Regions from separate parts of the Homo sapiens genome. Here regions 2 and 3 are each linked to region 1. Evidence: chromatin contacts called from ENCODE Hi-C or POLR2A ChIA-PET data. All regions are on one chromosome and are shown on one strand. Each heading gives the region's core, a stretch centred on a gene start or an enhancer-like site at or near the end of the contact. The rest is flanking DNA. Distances are from core to core; before and after follow the strand shown.

Region 1 (4,652 bases), core at 1,451-3,950:
AGTGAAAGAAAACACTACAACTAAGCTTCTGCTTGGCACTTCCTGCCGCAGGTCAGCTGTGGCTCCACTAAGCTCCACTAAGCTGAGGACATAATCTATATCTCTTTCCCTTGACCCACGCGGCCCTACCCACGCCATCAAATGAGTCTCAGCCCCCCGTGTCCCTGACATCCTGCTCTTCTCAGGAACACTGTGAATTCGTGAAGCCTCCAGGCCTTTGCCTGGGCTGTTCTGCCTGCCAGAACTGCCCACACTCCCACATTCTCAGGTCACTCTCTGGCTAGTCCCACTTGTTGTTGGATTTCAGAATCAAAGCCACCTCCTCCAGGAAGCCCTCCCAGATCCAGTCATCTCTCTTAGCAGACCGGTCCCAGGGGCAACTGATATAATTATTGGGCAATAGCTTGTTTATTGCCATCTCCCCTGCTGGACTGTCAGCTCCCCTGGACAGGGATTGGGTCTGCATTGTCCCCGATTCCCTGCACACAGGCTGTGTCCAATAAGCCTCTGGCTGATTGAACAGTTAAGATCAACAAAATACTTACCAAACCATTTTGTGTTAAGACTTGTGATGGTGATACAGAGATGAAAAGTCTTTTTTTTTTTTTTTTTGAGACGGGATCTCACTCCCATTGCCCAGGCTGGAGTGCAGTGGCATGACCACAGCTAACTGCAGCCTCAACTTCCTGGGCTCAGGTGATCCTCCCACCTCAGCCTCCCCTAGTAGCTGGGACTACAGGCACATGCCACCACATCCAGCTTATTATTTTGTTGTTGTTGTATTTTTTGTAGAGACAGGGTTTCACCATGTTGCCCAGGCTGGTCTCGAACACCTGGGCTCAAGCCATCCTCCTGCCTGAGCCTCCCAAAGTGCTGAGATTACAGGTGTGAGCCACTGTTCTTGGCCACAACTTCTTAAATCTATTCCTTTTTTTTTTTTTGAGACAGAGTATTGCTCCGTCGCCCAGGCTGGAGTGCGGTGGCACAATCTCAGCTCACTACAACCTCCGCCTGCCTCCTGGGTTCCAGTGATTCTCCTGCCTCAGCCTCCCAAGTAGCTGGGATTACAGGCACATGCCACCACGCCCAGCTAATTTTTATATTTTTAGTAGAGATGGGGTTTCACCATGTTGGCCAGGCTGGTCTCGAACTCCTAGGCTCAAGCAATCTTCCCACCTGGGCCTTCCAAAGTGCTGGAATTACAGATGTGAGCCACTGTACCCGGTCACCACTTCGTCAGTCTATTCCTGAAGCTCTACTTCCGGGGCTCTGATCCTATTATCCTAAGAACACTGGCCCAAGTCTCTGCATTTGGATGCTGCCCGGGCCTTCTGCCTCTTCTATTTATAACAGCTCCTACTTCCAACTCTCCTGTGGCTCCAGATTATGCTCCAGGCAAAACCCACCCTTCTCCCAAAGACCCTGATCCCCCTGTCCCCCCACGATCTTGCCCCTGTTGACCGCCCTGCAGTCCCCTTCCCCCTCATCTCACCCCTGCCCCTGGCCTCCTGACTGCTCTTCAAGCTGCTAAGATCACTGCCCTCTCAAGGTCTTTGCCCATCCTGTGCCCTCCTCCTGGAGCACCCTTTCCCTGGCCAGCTCCCTGTCCTGCCTCGGGTCCAAGTTCCAGTCTGTGCCTGTCCTGACACCCTGGCTTTCTTTGTTGTCTGCGATGATTTGGCTCCTTCATTTGCTCATTGTCTCAGCGCCAGATCACAAGTTCCAAGAGGCCAGGCCGGATCCACCTGGTTTTTTAGGGCTGGGCCCAGGGCACCACAGGCAGAAATGGGTCATTATCTCTCCCTGAGTCTTTTCTTTTTTTTTTAAACGAAGTCCCGCTCTGTTGCCAGGCTGGAGTGCAGTGGCGCCATCTCGTCTCACTGTAACATCCGCCTCCTAGATTCAAGCAATCCTCCCACCTCAGCCTCCTGAGTAGCTAGGATTACAGGCATCACCAGGCCTGGCTAATTTTCCTGTTTTTAGTAGAGACAGGGTTTCATCATGTTGGCCAGGCTGGTCTCAAACTCCTGACTTCAAGTGATCCGCCCGCCTCAGCCTCCCAAAGTGCTGCGATTACAGGCCACCACGCCTGGCTAATTTTTGTATTTTTAGTAGAGACGGAGTTTCGCCATGTTGGCTAGGCTGGTCTCAAACTCCTGACCTCAAGTAATCGCCCGCCTCAGTCTCCCAAAGTGCTGGGATGACAGGCGTGAGCCACTGCGCCCAGCGTCTCCCTGAGTCTTAAGGGAGAAATACCTCAAAGAAGAACTTGACCTTCCTCTGGGGCAACTTCCCTGCTTCCCTCCTGGGCAAATCCAGCCAGGTTTCCTTCCCTGGGTGCAAAATTAGTTCCACTGGGTGCCCAACTCACACATGCTACAGATGGGTAAACTGAGGCAATAAGGGCCGGGCCAGAGCCCCACTTAACAAGTGGGTCTAGAGTCGGCTGAGCCCCTGGTGTGACCCAGACCCTTCTCTGTGCTATCATCAGTTCCTTTGGCTTAGGGGTCTCCAGCAGCCTGTCTGAACGGGGCGGCTGATGCAGAGGCTTCCGGAACTTTCTGCCCCTCCTTGCCCGCCTCCCCGCCCCCAGCTCCCGCAGGGCCCTGACTTTCGGTAAATGACAGTGGCTCAGGAAACCAAGGGGCCCACACAGGAAGGAGCCGAGTGGGACTTTCCTCTCGCTGCCTCCCGGCTCTGCCCGCCCTTCGAAAGTCCAGGGTCCCTGCCCGCTAGGTAAGAGCTGGCGATGCCGCAGGGCTCGGCCCAGACACTGGGGGAGGATGGTGGTGGCGGGGGATGGCTGGGCTGGGGCAGGGTGCTGCCAGGGCAAAGGCTAGCTCGCCTTCCAGGCCTCGGAGGAAAGCTGCGAGGCAGACGTGAGCCGAGACTCGCATCCTCCGATCGCTCGCTTCTCTGGGCTTCGGCTTTGACTAAGGCCGGGAGATGCCTGCCTTGCGGACCTGGAGGAGTCATTGCGCATGCGCGACGGGGGCTGCGGGGTTGGGGGTGGGGAGGAGGGATTGGGAAGGAGGGATTGGGGGGCGGAGTTCCCAGCCCCTACCCTCCAGGCCTTCCCGGTCCAGACACAGGGTACCCGACCATACCAGGATGCAGAACGTTGAGGATTATAAACAGGGGATGCCGAGGCGGGAGGATAGCTTGAGGCCAGGAGTTCAAGGCCAGCCTGGGCAACATAGCCAGACCTCCATTTCTACAAACATTTTTAAAAAACCAAAAAAACTATGGCGTTTTCTGGGACCAAACATCACCTCTGACTTTTCATTTTTTTTTGTTACAGTATTACAGAATAATAATATTCTGTTAAGATTTTTTTGTTGTTTTGGAGATGGGAGTCTTGCTATGTTGTTCAGGCAGGTCTCTAACCCCTGGCCTCAAGCTATCCTGCTGCCTCAGCCCCCTGAGTAGCTGGGATTGCAGTGGGGCGCCACTGCCACTGAAGCCTTATTTTAAACTCGACTGGGGCTGGGCACAGTGGCTCATGCCTTTAATCCCAACACTTTGGGAGGCTGAGGCCAGCGGATCACTGGAGGTCAGGAGTTCGAGATCAGCCTGGTCAACATGGTGAAACCCTATCTCTACTAAAAACACAAAAATTAGCCAGGTTTGGTGGCGGGTGCCTGTAATTCCAGCTACTCAGGAGGCTGAGGCAGGAGAATCGCTTGAACCTGGGAGGTGGAGTTTGCAGTGAGCCGAGATCATGCCACTGCACTCCAGCCTGGGAGACAGAACAAGAATCCGTCCTCCCCCCTACAAAATAAATAAATAAATAAAAAGGCTGGGCAATGTGGCTCACGTGTGTAATCACAGCACTTTGGGAGGCCAAGGCAGGCGAATCACCTGAGGCCAGGAGTTTGAGACCAGCCTGGCCAACATGGTGAAACTCCGTCTCTACTAAAAATACAAAAATTAGCTGGGCGCTGTGGTGCGCGCCTGTAATCCCAGCCACTTGGGAAGCTGAGGCATGAGAATCGCTTGAACCCAGGAGGCAGAGGCTACAGTGAGCCAAGATCGTGCGACTGCACTCCAGCCTGGGTGACAGTGCGAGACTCCGTCTCAAAAAAACAAACAAACAAACCAAAAAACTTGATTGGCTGATGTTGAGGGGACGATAGAGAGGCTATGGTGTGTGATTTTATTTCTATAAAGGGCAAAACTAGACATCAATCTCTCTGTGGGAGAGATGGGGCTCCTCCAAGGTTCCCGGGACTAGGAATGTGCTCATTCTTGGTCTGGGCATCGGTGACATCAAAGTGTCCCTTTGGTAAGGTTCTTTCCCCCACAAGACTTCCCTTCCCACAGTAACCACCACACCGCTGTGCCAATTGCCCTTCCTGTTTGGTTTAACAGGCGTTTGTTGATCGCTTACCGGCACATCATCAAGAAATATACAAATTAATGCACATTAATTGAGTTGACACTTTAGGCCTGGATTGCGCTCAGCAGACCACCTCAATGAGGATGCTGGGGAGTCAGCCCATTTCACAGCTGCGAAAGCTGAGTCCTAGGGGTCCTAGTCCTCTGATTGTCTTAAACCTCATTAGGCCAGGCGCAGTTTCTCACGCCGGTAATCCCAGCACTTTGGGAGTCCGAGGCAGGAGGATCACTCGAGGTCAGGAGTTCCAGACCAG
Region 2 (4,652 bases), core at 1,204-3,703, 480 kb before region 1:
CTGGAGTGCAGAGGCAGGATCACAGCTTACTGCAACCTCTGCCTCCTAGGCTCAAGCAGTTCTCCCTGCTCAGCCTCCTGAGTAGCTGAGACTTCATGCACAGTCACCACACTTGGCTACTTGTTTGCATTTTTTGTAGATTCAGGGTTTTGCTGCTGTATTTCCCAGGCTGGTCTGGAACTCCTGGGCTCAAGTGGTCCAGCCACCTCAGCCTCTCAGAGTGCTGGGATTACAGGCATGGGCCACCGCTCCTGGCCTGGTTCGTACTTTTTACGTTTCTTTTTTTTTTTTTTTTTGAGACAGAGTCTCACTCTGTCGCCCAGGCTGCAGTGCAGTGGCACGTTCTCGGCTCACTGCAACCTCTACCTCCCGGGGTCAAGCAATTCTCCTGCCTCAGCCCCCAGAGTAGCTGGGATTACAGGTGCCCGCCACCATGCCCAGATAATTTTTTTGTATTTTTAGTAGAGATGGGGTTTCACCATATTGGCCAGGCTGGTCTCAAACTCCTGACCTCAGGTGATCTGCCCACCGCGGCCTCCCAAAGTGCTGCAATTACAGGCATGAGCCACTGAGCCTGGCCTTTATGTTTCTTATTAAAAATATAAGCAAATTTGGTTCACGTGCTTGGTGTGGTTAAAAAAAAAAAATATATATATATATATATATACACACACACATGCAAATATATATACACATACACATGCATGTATTTCTCTTTTTGCACACAAAAGAGGACATATTGTAAAAACTGTTCTCTACCTTGGTTTTTTTCACTTAAGATATCCAGACACCATTCAATGTCAGTATATGAAGATTGTCTTCATTCCTTTTTATAGCTGTATTACTCTATTATTTGGTCGCATTGGGTTTTTTTCAGTCTTTTGATATTATGAATAATGTCAATAAATAGCATCAGTCATTTAAAAACGAGGCTGGGCGTGGTGACTCATGCCTGTAATCCCAGCACTTTGGGAGGCCAAGGTGGAAGGATCACCTGAGGTCAGGAGTTCGAGGCCACCTCCTGGCCAACATGGCAAAACCCCGTCTCTGCTAAAAATACAAAAATTAGCTGGGCATTGTGGCATGTGCCTGTAATCCTAGCCACTCGGGTGGCTGAGGCAGAAGAATCCCTTGAACCCAGGAGGGAGGGGTTGCAGTGAGCTGAGATCGCACCACTGCACTGCAGCCTGGGTGATAGAATGAGACTCCATCTCAAAAAAAAAAGAACAGGGTCTTCGCAGATGTAATTAAGGATCTTGAGATGACATTATCCTGAAATTTATGGTGGACTTAATAAGAGAAAGGAGTGTCCTTTACAAGAAAAAGGAGCGGCCGGGCTCGGTGGCTCACGCCTGTAATCCCAGCACTTTGGGAGGCAGAGGAGGGAGGATTGCTTGACCCCAGGAGTTCGAGACCAGCCTGGACAACATAGGGAGACCCTGTCTCTACTACAAAAAAAAAAAAGAAAAAAAAAAGGAGAGATACATTTGAGACTCAGAGACACACAGAGAAGGCCAAGTGACGACAAAGGCAGAACGCGGAAGGCTGCATCTACAAGCCAAGAACTCCAAGGATTCCCAGCAGCCACCAGAACCCAGGAGAGAGGCATAGGACACACAGATTGTCCTCAGAGCCTCCAGAGGGAGCCAACTGTGCTGACAACCTCACTTCATTATTCTGATCTCTTGAATTGTGAGAAAATCACGTTCTGTTGTTTTAAACCTCGCAGTGTGTGGGCATTTGTTACAGCAGGCCCCAGAAAACTAATAGCATTCGCCTATTTACTTTGTTTACTGTCTGTCTCCCTGAGGGCCACGAATTTTGTGTTTTGTTCATTCTGTGAGCAGAAACAGGCACAGAGTAGGTAATAAGTACTTAATATGTGCCAGACGCTGTTTTAAGTGCTTTTACATGGTTTCATTCATTTCATCCTTACAGTAAGCAACGTTTTGGAGCAGACACTACTATTTACAGGGAGCAAACTGAGGCCCCGAGGGTCGTGGTCAGGATTCCAACCTATTAAATGATGTTCCCTGGATAATTACAGAATCAGAAAACTAGGAGTCGGAAGGGCAACATCAGGCACGGCCCAATCACCACGAAGCCTCGATTTCTCTCTCTCTACTGCAAACGAAAGGCATTAACTGGCTTTGCCCACAGCGTGGAGCCCAGGAGACCGACGAAGGTTTCACCTGCGCACGCATTTCCTCACAATGCACCCCGCGCCGGCGCGCGTTGCTCCGCCTCCTTTTGCATTACAAGCCGCGGCACTTTACGGCTCTCGTCCTCGTTCCTCCGGCGGGAACACGGCCCGCCCCGCCCTTTCGCCCAGCGGGCCCCGCCCTACTCCGCGTGGATTGGTTGACCGCCCTTCGAGCCCGGTGCTGACTGGCTTGCGTCTCTGCCACTTTCTTTCAGCTTAGTGGCGCGCGGCGCGGCGACGACCGCCGGGAGCGTGTGCAGCGGCGGCGGCGGAAGTGGCCGGCGAGCCCGGTCCCCGCCGGCACCATGGTGAGGGCAGGGCAACTGCGGGGTCTCACCGGGAGGCGGGAACAGCAGTCGTTGGGATCCCTGCGGGCGGGCGCTGTGGGCTTGGTTGGCGCGGGGCGAACGTAAGGTCCGAGCCTCGAGTCCCGCCCCCCGGCACGAGGCTGGGAAACTGAGGCCGGAGACTGCAGGTGGCTCTATCACGTTCGTGTCTGGGATTTAGGGTTGCACGGACTTGTATCCACAGTACAGTGGCCTCGCCTTAGTTAGTTTTCCCAGTTTGCAGGTGGGGAAACTGAAGTAAAAAAAAAAAAGGTGGGGATCCGCCAAATGCAGCAGAGAGTTTTTGGGCAGGGAAGGGGTCCCTTACGCTTCGGGCCCAGTCTGACCTCCCTGATTGAAAACTAGAGTGCTGGGAAGTAGGGGGCCAGTCTGAGTTGTGAAACTTAGTTTTAGGAATTTCAGAGCTTGCAAGATGCTAGCAGCACAGCCTCCTAGGCCTCTTGGTTTCTGGCTGAAAAGCAGGCCTGGTGCTGGGGTGTGGTGTTTCTCCTTGGGTCACATAGCATGTCATTCCAGCGGAAGGGGGCGTTTTGAGCTAGGGGTGGACAAAGTACATCCTCCCAATACAAAGAAGGAAAAATTGCGGCCCAGGTCTCTGCAGGGCCCATTGTTTATGATTCTGGAAGTTCTGGATCTGGGCTAGAAAGTGCCCGTGTCCCCCACTGTGCAGATCGGAAAAGGAATTCAGAGCTGGGAGTTTCCTGGCCCATCAGCTTCTGGTCCTTCTTTTTTCAATGAGAGAAACCAAGGCCCTTGTTGGGGATGTGACTTCCAGACTCTGTGAGACAGTGGGAGATTCAGTAACCAGGAGGGTCCCCCAGGGGTGGCTGCATCAGAACTGTGGATTAGTGAGAACTCTCCCTAAATCCGGCTGGTCAGTGTGTAACCACCCAATGGGTTCACCTTGCCTGTCTTCCTAGACAGATTTATCAAGACAGGGGAATTGCAGTGGAGAAAGAGTATTTCACACAGAGCCAGCTATGCAGGAGACCAGAGTTTTATTATTGCTCAAATCAGTCTCCGCTGAGCATTAGGGGATCCGAGTTTTGAAAGATAATTTGGCGGGTAGGGGCTCAGGAAGTGGGGAGTGCTGATTGGTTGGAGCTTCCTGAGGTCGATGGAGTCATCGACGGGAGTGTTGAAGTGAGGTTTTCTTGCTGTCTTCTGTTCCTGGGTGGGATCGCAGGACTGGTTGAGCCAGATTACTGGTCTGGGTAGTGTCAGCTGATCCGTCAAGTACGGGGTCTGCAAAATATCTCAAGCACTGATCTTAGATTTTATAATAGTGATGTTATCCCAAGGAGCAATTTGGGGAGTTTCAGACTCTTGCAGCCAGAGGCTGAAGTTACCTAAATGGTAATTTCTAATCTTGTAGCTTATTTGTTAGTCCTACAAAGGCAGACTGGTCCCCAGGCAAGAAGAGGGTCTTTTCGGGAAAGGGCTATTACCAATTTTGTTCCAGAGTCAAACTATAAACTAAATCCCTTCCCAAGGTTAGTTTGGCCTATACCTAGGAATAAGCAAAGATGGCGTAAAGGTTAGAAGCACAATGGAGTCGGTTAGGTCTGATCTCTTTTCACTGTCATAATTTCCCGCTACAATTTTTGCAAAGGCGATTTCAAGTGCAAGGATTCAGAGAGCCTGTCCCTCTCTGCGGTGTACTTAGAGGGCAGAGTTGGCATGTAAGACTGGGCAGAGCTGGAAGGATCCATCCCTGTGTTAAGTTTTGTGGGAGCAGGATCTTCGTTTTTCTTCCGACTAGATTCCCAGTATGTAGAACGGTGCGTGGGCAAAGTGTGAACTCATTCATTCAGCCCCTTCCCACCTTCTGAACATCCAGAGTCCTGGCTGTCCAGCTGTTTCCTGGAGGAGTAGCCGAGAATGGACAAGCCATCACAGGATACACACTTCCAGTTCCCTGTCGTCAGGGCAGGGCCAGAAGGAGTGGCCTAGGTTAGCAGCGGGGATGGGCAGTCCTGGACAGCTTCCTGAATTAGGAGGCACTGGGTTTAGGTCCTCGTGGATCTAGACCTGAGAACCAGATTCCAGATGCTCCAAGAAAGCCCAGAGAAAGGAATTCTCTTTTCTGAATTTTCTTGTGA
Region 3 (4,652 bases), core at 1,087-3,586, 460 kb before region 1:
CGTGCAGGGGATGCCTCGGGCCCTGGCCCTTCGCTTCCTCTCTTGTGTTATGGAAATAAAAACAAATAAAACTACACACTGCACATCCACTGTTCCTTTTGAGCTTCTGGGTGCACCTAGCGGGTCTCCTGCCCTCTGTCCATCGCTGGACTCTCAGGAAATCCCCGTTCCCGTAAGGGAAGCTTCCTTTTGAGAGTTCTCACCAGGTGTCAGCGGCACAGTGAGGCACTGATGTCCTTTTACAAAAGGCAAGACCAGCATCTGGACAGTGGGGGCTCTTGAGAGTCCCCGGCGCCCCCCACACCAGGTTGTCCTATAACCCTCTCCCCTCTGTGGAGACGTTAATGCCAAGGGGTGTGTGGGGAGGGAAGTCCCAGGCAGGGGCCACGCATGGTCCCCATCACCCCCTCCTGGGTGGCCTGGACTCCATCATCTATCCTCATCTGTCCACACTGGCGTTCACACAGAGAAGACAGGACAGGAATCCCCTCGGAAGATGCTCATGGAAGATTCTCACGAGGCTCCTGCCCCCTTTCTGAGCCAGGCCGGGTTTGCCACTCCTCGGGCGCGCACCTGAGACACTGAGTCAGCGCTTTCGAGAAAGGCTCCGGGTAGCATCTGTGGACCGTGAAGAAACCAGAGGGAAGCCCTGAGCCAGGCAGCGGCCCGTCCCCCTGCATAGCCTTCTCTTCAGGGTCCTCGTTCGGAGACCTATTTTGAGAGGTGATTGGAATAAAAGGTCCCGTCCGTGAGGAACTCTTTTTCTTGAGTCTTCAGAGTTACTTGCCATCGTATAGATTTTGCATTTACAATGTCCTCGCCTGGGATGTTCTCCTTGTGTGTGGGGTGGGGGACAGGGATGGATATCTGCAGTCGCCTGAATCCTCTCCGCCACAGCGGCACTTGATTGATGGTTAGAGATGGGGCATGTGGGGTCCAGGATGTGGCCTGCCCTGAACCTCACAAACCCGCCCCCTCAACACAGGCAGGGGCAGCAGTTGGGGGCCCGGGCCTGGAAGCCTTGGGATGCACCGGCCCACGGCACCCACCTGCCTGTTGGACAAGAGCATTTTTTTTTTTTTTTTGAGACGGAGTCTCGCTCTGTTGCCCAGGCTGGAGTGCAGTGGCACAATCTTGGCTCACTGCAACCTCTGCCTCGTGTGTTCAAGCGATTCTCTTGCCTTAGCCTCCTGAGTAGCTGGGATTACAGGTGTGCACCAACACAGACGGCTAATTTTTGTATTTTTAGTACAGACACAGTTCCACCATGTTGGCGAGGCTGGTCTTGAACTCCTGATCTCAAGTGATCCTCCCGCCTTGGCCTCCCAAAGTGCTGGGATTACAGGCATGAGCCACTGCGCCTGGTCGACAGGAGCATCTCTTGGCACACCCCATGCCCCTACAGTGTGGGCCGTGCAGGGGGCTGGGCTCACAGGGCGAGGTGGGTGGGGCAATGTTTAGAGGAGGAGGGAAGGAAGGGTGGGGAGCAGGGAGGCCCCATTTGCAGCTCCTGCCCCATGTCCTAGACTCACCGGCCCTTAGAGGCCTCTGGGGCTCTCCAAGGGGCCTGGGCTCCTTCCTCCCAGGGGTTGTGTGTGTCACGAGGCGTGGATCAAATCCAGGAGCTCTGGGGTCAGGCATCCTGGGAAGTTGGGATGGGAAAGCCCTCGAAGGCCCCTTCCCCTTCCTGATCTCCGTTTGGTTTTTTCTCCCTGACCAGGCTCTGAACTCAGAATGTGTTCCAACACCCCCTAGGTGCCTTCTCACCATTCAGGGTCCCAGGTGCTGGGGCTAATCCCCGGGCTCTTTTGCCTGCGTAATTGTGGCTTCTTGCCGGCGCAGCCAGACGCAGAGCCGGCTCTGACCTTTCCAGCCCGGCAGCTGCGGGCTCCTGGCCCGTGACTTGAGCCGCAGAGTCCCCTCGTCTGCCTCTGCCAACTTGGCCTTGTGGGCTAGAGTGGCCCCTGCTTAGGGGCAGCCAACTTCCAGAAGCTTCCGGCCCCCCTCCCTCGAGCTGGGTGTCGGACCAGCTCTGTGTTTCATTCTTCCTGGTTGGTTTCACAAAGCCTCATCCTCAGCCCCCTCAACAAGAAAAGAAACCAAAAGCACCAGTCTAGTTCCTAAATCCAAGGCTTCCAGGTCTTTCTGTCCCTCCGATGGTCTGTGCCCTCCTCACCCAACTGGGGCTGCCTTTATCGTAGATGGTCCCCACCCGCCCCCAGACCTTCTCGCCTGGAGTTTGCTTTCTGTTAGGGAGGCCCACGCCTGGCGCTGTGCTGTGACTCAGCCGGGGGCTGAGCTCTGCAGGGCCAGCCCACAGTCCCCCGCCAGAGTGCGACAGGCCCGGGTCGGCTGCTGACGCCACCTCATCCTGGAGCCAAACACCCGCTTCAGGGACAAAAGTGCAGAGGCTGGCCTTGGGCAGTGGCCCCCGAGAGGCAGCTGTGGGAAGCCATCCCTCTCTCCTCCTCCTCCTCCTCCTTCTCCTTCTCCTCCCCCATCCCCCTCCTCTCACTCCCCATCTTCCTCCCCATTCCCCTCCTCCTCCATCCTCCTCCACTCATCCCCCACTCCCATCCCCCATCCCCCTCCTCTCTCTCCTCCTCCTCTCCTCCTCTGGGCTTCACCTGCTGTTCCCAGCACTACTCTGACAGCCACCCCCAGATGGCCTGTGTCCCTGTCACCTCCCTCCCCACCTTCTTCTTTTGGAGCCCAGGGCCTGGCACGAGCCTGGCACTAGGGCCACTTGCCTTGTCCCAGGTGCTGGTGACACAGCCCCGGCAATCCTTCCCTTCCACAGGAGTGAGCCAGCCACAAGCATATGCATATCAAATGCATAAATGCTGTAAAAAGAAGAAACCAGGCCAGGCGCAGTGGCTCATGCCTGTAACCCCAGCACTTTGGGAGGCCGAAGTGGGCGGATCACCTGAGATAAGGAGTTCAAAACCTGGCCATCATGGTGAAACCCCATCTCTATTAAAAATACAAAAATTAGCCGGACGTGATGGCACAAACCTGTAATCCCAGCTACTCAGAAGGCTGAGGCAGGAGAATCGCTTGAACCTGGGAGGCGGAGGTTGCAGTGAGCTGAGATCGCGCCACTGCACTCCAGCCTGGGCGACAGATCGAGACTCTCAAAAAAAAGAAAAAGAAACCAGAAACAGGGCGGGCTCGTGAGGAGGTGAATGAAGAGGTGGTCAGGGAAGGTGAGAGAAGGACACTGAAGATTCAGGAAGGGCCTGAGAGACGAGGGAGCCAGCCACCTTGGGAAAGAACATTCTGGACCAGCAGGGGTCAGGAGGACAGTCCCGTGCAAAGGCCCTGTGCCCAGGGGACACAGGAGCAAACAGAAGGGCAGGAAATGGGGAGGATGTGGGCCCTGAGTGACATGAGAAGCAGCCACAGAGGGTTCTGGAACAGTCAGAAGCAGGGGTGGAAGCAGGAAGGGGGCAGTGCTGGGGCCTCAGGGCAGGGAGGAGGAGGCTGCCAGGGCCTAGGCTGACCAGCTGGCCTTGCCCAGGAAGTGCAGGACCCCGAGGTGGCACCTCCTTTCCACAGAGCAAGAGGAGGCCGGCTGGGTGCTGTGGCTCACAGCGGCAACTGTAATTCCAACACTTTGGGAGGTCGAGGCAGGCGGATCACCTGAGGCCAGGAGTTTGAGACCAGCCTGGCCAACGAGGTGAAACCTTATTTCTACTAAGAATACAAAAATTAGCCAGGTGTGGTGGCACGTGGTGCCTGTAATCCCAGCTACTCAGGAGGCTGAGGCAGGAGAATTGCTTAAACCCAGGAGGCAGAGGTTGCAGTGAGCCAAGATAGCGCCACTGCACTCCAGCCTGGGCGACAGAACGAGAGTCTGTCTCAAAAAAATGATACTACTAATAATAAATTAAAAATTTTTTAAAAATTTAAGAGGAGGTCCAGTCAAACCAAGTCTCGAGTGGACAAGAAGCTGCTGGCCACACAGAGAGAGCCGGAACAGGTGGAGGAACTGCAAGCACGGAGCCTCTGAACTTCTGTGGGGAAGGGGCAGAGGGGGTCAGGGCTCAGGCCAGAAGCCCCTACAGGGCCGGGCGCGGTGGCTCATGCCTGTAATCCCAGCACTTTGGGAAGGCAAGGCGGGTGGGCGCCTGTGGTCCCAGCTACTTGGGAGGCTGAGGCAGGAGAATGCCGCGAACCAGGGAGGCGGAGCTTGCAGTGATCGGAGATCACGCCACTGCACTCCAGCCTGGGCGACAGAGCAAGACTCCGTCTCAAAAGAAAAAATAAAATAAAATAAAATAAAAAAGAAGCCCCTACAGGAGCTGGGGTGGGCACTTGCAGGGATCTGTTCCTGACGCTTGGCATCAGCCACTTCTTTTTTTTTTTTTTTTTTTTGAGACAAAGTCTCACTCTGTCGCCCTGGCCGGAGGGCAGTGGCGCGATCTCCACTTACTGAAACCTCTGTCTCTCAGGTTCAAGCAATTCTCCTGCCTCAGCCTCCCGAATAGCTGGGATTACAGGCGTCCGCCACCACGCCCAGCTAATTTTTGCATTTTTTAGTAGAGACAGGATTTCGCCATGTTGGCTAGGCTGGTCTCGAACTCCTGACCTCGGGCAATCCGCCCGCCTCGGCCTCCCAAAGTGCTGGGATTACAGGCGTAAGCCATCTC

Evidence for each region. A loop is a pair of places that touch in the nucleus more often than their neighbours do. ChIA-PET counts read pairs that join two places held with the same protein, here RNA polymerase II (POLR2A). Pooled maps may share reads with other maps.
Region 2: a loop to region 1 is called in a pooled map, with 4 times the contacts of the local background. The contact joins the promoter of LSM4 here to the promoter of JAK3 in region 1. A Hi-C loop is called at or near these places in 7 of 50 pooled maps. POLR2A ChIA-PET finds 5 or more read pairs at or near these places in 2 of 52 experiments (HEK293T and activated naive CD4-positive, alpha-beta T cell).
Region 3: a pooled map shows a loop between it and region 1 (7-fold over the local background). The contact joins the enhancer-like site here to the promoter of JAK3 in region 1. A Hi-C loop is called at or near these places in 6 of 50 pooled maps. POLR2A ChIA-PET finds 5 or more read pairs at or near these places in 3 of 52 experiments (HCT116, activated B cell and activated naive CD4-positive, alpha-beta T cell).

What each region holds. Positions count from the first base shown.
Region 1 is chr19:17,846,030-17,850,681 of GRCh38, reverse strand. It overlaps JAK3 (Janus kinase 3), which reads left to right and starts at 2,700. Exons shown (of 24, transcript NM_000215.4): 1 at 2,700-2,736.
Region 2 is chr19:18,320,877-18,325,528 of GRCh38, reverse strand. It overlaps LSM4 (LSM4 homolog, U6 small nuclear RNA and mRNA degradation associated), which reads left to right and starts at 2,453. Exons shown (of 5, transcript NM_012321.5): 1 at 2,453-2,511. The coding sequence starts at 2,509. LOC105372300 (a long non-coding RNA gene) reads right to left here. Exons shown (of 2, transcript XR_007067157.1): 2 at 3,532-3,795. RefSeq lists enhancers at 1,312-1,914, 2,113-2,332 and a silencer at 2,393-2,572.
Region 3 is chr19:18,302,340-18,306,991 of GRCh38, reverse strand. It overlaps LSM4 (LSM4 homolog, U6 small nuclear RNA and mRNA degradation associated), which reads left to right. Exons shown (of 5, transcript NM_012321.5): 5 at 1-756. Among named protein-coding and RNA genes, the nearest start is that of LSM4, 18 kb to the left of the region's middle. RefSeq lists enhancers at 1-51, 1,518-2,023, 1,914-2,293. Within about 2 kb of position 2,336, at least 37 of the 41 ENCODE cell types and tissues checked have a DNase peak (open chromatin) inside an H3K27ac peak, as active enhancers do; they include HCT116, where a contact is called at or near this core.